Linked DNA regions of Mus musculus: region 2 is linked to region 1. The links are chromatin loops, found by intact Hi-C in ENCODE. Cell type or tissue: heart. All regions are shown on one strand.

Evidence for each region. Peaks named below come from ENCODE experiments on the same cell type or tissue, not always from the same donor. Only the 100,000 strongest peaks of a DNase experiment are listed, where the experiment ranks them.
Region 2: it touches region 1 in a loop (4-fold over the local background); 2 of 42 quality-filtered maps call a loop at or near these places.

What each region holds. Positions count from the first base shown.
Region 1 is chr7:43,290,743-43,293,242 of GRCm38, reverse strand. No RefSeq gene overlaps it. Among named protein-coding and RNA genes, the nearest start is that of Zfp715, 21 kb to the left of the region's middle. In heart, a CTCF peak has its summit at 1,505 (motif pointing right); no DNase peak of the experiment used is centred here.
Region 2 is chr7:41,499,380-41,501,879 of GRCm38, reverse strand. It overlaps AW146154 (expressed sequence AW146154), which reads left to right and starts at 1,990. Exons shown (of 4, transcript NM_001033530.3): 1 at 1,990-2,500. In heart, CTCF peaks have their summits at 1,410 (motif pointing right) and 2,029; DNase peaks (open chromatin) are centred at 1,519, 1,649 and 2,409; H3K4me3 peaks cover 1,233 bases; H3K27ac peaks cover 1,060 bases.

The sequences.
Region 1 (2,500 bases):
AAAACAGAGAAGGAGTTTTTGGTTTGTTTTTCCCCTCTACCTGTAAGGGCTTTCCCTACGTCTGTTCCTTGATTCACTCCAGGAACCATGGTCTAAAACCCATATTAATAGGTATGGCAAGGTACCTGGAAAGGCAAGGGTTTGATAAGATTCCATTACTAATATTTTCTCTCTGTATGCAAGGGATTGTAGTAAAGAAACTGCCAATGTGTTCACTCGTTATTATCAGGGAGAAAGAAGAGCAGAGAGGAAAGGTGGGGAGTTGCCAGGGCTATGGGAGCAAAGAAGATAGCAAGATTGGTGGAAAGAGTTGCCAGTTATAAGGGGTTATGCTGTGAGAGGAGGGCAGGTTAGTTGGAATAGCCTAGGAACTAGCGTGGAGCTCTTATCTGTTGGAAGTCTGTTAATAGAGAACTAGATGTCCTCGCCGGAGACTAGGGGACTATAGGAATCGGCAAGAAAGTAATGGCTTTTTCTGGCAAACAGAAATCCACTTTACAAGGTTTTTGAGGAATGCTGAGTGTTGACCAGGTTGGAGTCCTGTCTAAGTCATTTTGGGGAATTGGGACCTGACTGTAATGTCTACAGACATGTAAGGGGGAAGATATCACAGTCATGGGGGATGTGGCTACCCTGCATGGTACCCCAGAAACCCACACTGTCGCTTGTCCCCATTGAACAATTTTTACCTGGGGTGGACATCAATGCCCAGTATGGTTCTCAACCAGAGGTGATATTCTGTTCCCTCATTTGCGAGGTGGCTGCTCTAGCCTTTTTCAAGAACCAGGCCCCTACCTAGAAAAGCTCATTCACATGGTAGGATGAGAAACCTCTACTTGAAGATGCAATTCTAAGGCAGTTGAATTAAATTTCACATAATCCTATAGGGTTCAGCCCAGCCTGCTATATCTGGTCTTCTAATTGGCCTTGCACACACAACAGGGACAGTCAGAATGAGAGGATGAGCCTGTGGTGGGGTGACAGGCATGCCTGACCATACCTGGTTTATATGGTGCTGGGATGGATAGGTGGAACAAAGGGCTTCTTCCATGTTAGGCTGGCATTCTACCAACTGAGTTATAGCCTCAGCTCTAGCTTTCACTTTGCTAAGCGTGTGTCCTTGCCAGTAAAGTAGTGATTATTTCTAGGTAAACTTTGTTGGTGTAGAGCAAGCACTGTATAGGTTAAGATGTGTCACCAGCTCAAGACTGTTCTAAGACTAGGGCAGGTTCTCAAATTTTCAGCATCTGGCACAGAAGGATCCCAGATCACTTGGACACATTCTGGTTGGTCTTCTCCAACTACCTCACAGCCCCTAGTATCTTTCACAACTGTTGTCTCCTGCTGTTGTTGTCTGGATTATATTGTGACTGTCTTGCCAACCAGGTTAACAGTTTTCTGAGGAGGGCAGGGTTTTAATACCCATTCATTTTCAGGTTCCATATTTAAAAACAAAAACAATACAAGTGGTTTGTCTGTCTTATGTAAGTGTGCCACATGCAAGCAGTGCCTGCGGAAGCCAGAAGAGGGTGCCAGATCCCTGCCAGATGGTTGTAATATGTCGTGTGGGTGCTGGGTACTGAACCTGGGTCTTCTAAAAAAGCAGCCAGTGCTAAATGTGGAAAGATGAGTGTAGACTAATGGTCTTCCCGGGTGAACTGCTACTCCTTCTCTGAACCATCATGTCTGTTCCTTCTATGGGGAGTATTCTCCAAATCCTCTTTTTTTGGCCTCATTCGATCCCTGGGATCTCTGTTGTCCCAGTTCGGACCAGCAGCCAAGCCTGATATGGCCCTTGTCACCTGAAAGCCCTTTGAGAACAGGGCTGTGATGACTGACCTAGGTCTCCAGCCTCACTCAGCCAGGGCTTATTTGTATGGCATTAACTTCTGAGCACAACAGCTATCAACATCATCAGAGCTTCTGGGGCTTGCAAGAAAACCCCAAGATTGGGTTGGTTAACTAATGATGTTCCCTTATGCAGCCAAGGTGACACATGCTTTTAATCCTAGCACTTGGGAGAAAGAGGCAGGTGGGTCTACACAGTTTCAGTACAGGATATGTGGTGAGATTGTCTCAAAACCAAGCTAGAAATGAAGAAGAGATGGAGGGAAGTCATGGGGCCTCATCTGAGATCCCAGCTAGTCTGTCTCTCCCATACTTCCTGTTTAATTGTATGTGATTCTGCCCTAATTACATGTAGCTTGGTGAGGGAGGTTAACTGGAGGGAAGACCCGCCCCCCATCTCTGCAGCTATGGTAAACTTGTCAACACTGCTGGAGTGAGACTCACTGTGGTGCAGATAGTTTAGATCACCTACACTCCTGTAAGTAACCTTTCCCCATGCTCTGTAAATAAATCCAATAAATTCCTTGGGTTTCTAAAGATTGACTTTGGTAGAATGGTTTGTCACTGGGGCCTTTTAAGGCCATGGTTGGGGGATAGGAGGTGGTAAGATGTTTGTTTATGCCTTTCTAGGGATGATGTCTCAGTTTGCTTA
Region 2 (2,500 bases), 1.8 Mb after region 1:
GCAGATTTCTGAGTTCAAGGCCAGCCTGGTCTACAGAGTGAGTTCCAGGAGAGCCAGGATTATACAGAGAAACCCTGCCTTGAAAAACAAAAAACAAAACCAATAAAATGATGCCTAGGTGTGAAAAGGGGTAAGCCATAACTAATTTTCTGAGCCAGCAATAAAGTAGAACATTATAAATCAATGTTAGTATCATCAATATTTAAACAATATTTCAATTCCTATTATTATATTAACTCCAGTGTCTAGAAAACCCAGAGGTGAACTTTGAGCCCAGTAAACTAGCTACAGGAATGAGAAACAACAATTTTTATGCTTTGAAGACCAGTTGGAAACCAGCATGCAATAGCTATGTGCATTCTTACCCATAAAATAACAAATCTTTTTTTTTTTTTTTTAAATAAATCTTTTTTTTTTTTTAAAGATTTATTTATTTATTTATTAAATGTAAGTACATTGTAGCTGTCTTCAGACACTCCAGAAGAGGGGGTCAGATCTTGTTACGGATGGTTGTGAGCCACCATATGGTTGCTGGGATTTGAACTCTGGACCTTCGGAAGAGCAGTCGGGTGCTCTAACCCACTGAGCCATCTCACCAGCCCAAAATAACAAATCTTACAAGAATAGAAATCACAGATTCATCCATAATTTGGAGAGGAGCTGGGTCTGGCACTGTGCAGTTGGGGGCAGAGCTCTGGACATTACAAAGCTATCCAATGAGCCCCAAGTGCTATTTGTGAATTGTCTATCTCCAAATCTACCTTATACATACTTGGTGTTCTAAAATGTTAAGTTTTTCTCGACCCAGCTTTCCTGCCAGCTAGACACAGGTAGGAGAAGGCAGAAGAAGTATCTGAGCCTGGGGTAGAGTCTGTAGCTTCTGAATACAATCCAAGTCAGAGCATCTCATATTGAGAGACAACTTCACAGTCAGTTAGATGCAGGTGGGGTCGGAACTATGTATGCTGCACCCGGAGCTCCCTGAGCCACTGTGCCTTACAGCCTTAAGTCAAAACACACAAAGACAGATCAGATACCTAAGACAACGATATTTAGAATTGGCCTTTTCTGCTTCTAAGTCCGTAAATTCTTATATTGTGCCTTCCTCTAATTTAGTCGCCCCCCTCCCCCACCCTATGGTAACACACGAGGAAGCACTAGACAAGTGGACAAAACACAAAACAGGAGTCAACAATATAGATTGAATTGGTGTTACACAGAGGTTTCATCAATCTAGGAGAACTTAACCGATGGGAGACTGTTTCAGCGGACTCCTTGTATAATCCCTGGAATTCCTGGTATCCTCTGGAAGTCTCTGATTAGTTGGACAGCCTAGGCATTGGGACCTAGCTGAAGTTCTCAAGTGCGGGGTTACTTAAGTTTCTACCTCCCAGCGTCAGTAGAGGGCGTTTCCAGAGCTCCCATGGCAAATAACTGATCAGAAAATAACTGATGGCCCTGGATGAACTCCCAATTACGTAGAAATTACTAAAACAAACAAGCAAACAAACAAACGATAGGTATCTCTCAATTGCCCGAACGGGTGTACAAACTCCATCCCCTTAACCAGAATCCAGGAACCAACAGGAAGCTTACTGTTTTTCTCCGAGTCTGCCATTCACCCCGGGAGTCTGCAGAGGGAACGCATTTCCCGGAGACCTTGGCTGGGTCAGCCCACCCCTCGATTATCCGGAATGAAGAGCGAATTTGGGACCATTATTTCCTTATGCGCTTCCATACCTTAAACCTGAGTTTTATTGGAAAACCAAATCAACCATTTCCGTCCAAATTTGAAGCAACCGTTTATTAAATATTAAGTACTGACCAAGCGGTGGATCTGGATCAGAAATATCCACAGAATTTCCCAGCTGGGATAGCCCCCGGTCACATGTTGTAGGGCTTTATACAGATAATCAATTTGGCCACCGTACTTTCCCACGAGGACTTGTTACTTACAAAGAACTACAATTCCCAGCATTCCTAGAAGTAACCTGGTTCCTGGGCAGGTGAGGCTTACAGGTCAAATTTGGGAATTACAATTTTCAAGCTTGATTTCCATTACATATCCACCTTCATTTCCGGAGGAAGAAGGGGAAGTGCCTAATGAATAAAGGTAGTTCAAGCAAGCTCCAGATTCCACCACGACTTAGAAAGCGCAGGGTCGTTGTTTACAAAGGGGAGGAGCAGGCAGCTGGGCGGCAGGAGCTGAGGTGATGGGTCCTTCCCGGTGCGGGATGGAAAGACAGACGGGTAGAATACAGACACAAGTGCTACTGAAATGCAAATCTCTATGTATCTGGAAAAGGTCTGGTACTGTACTGGAAGACCCGGCCAGCAACCATCATGCGGAGTCTCATCTGCACACCCTAACCCTCAGGGAGGTACTCGCGTTACTCAAGACTTAAGGGCCAATCAGAGCCTTGAGGTGGACCTGCCAGTCAGAAAAGGAGGCGGGATCTTCCGGGTGCCTTGCGGCAGCTTCAGCTCTGTAGCGGAGCGG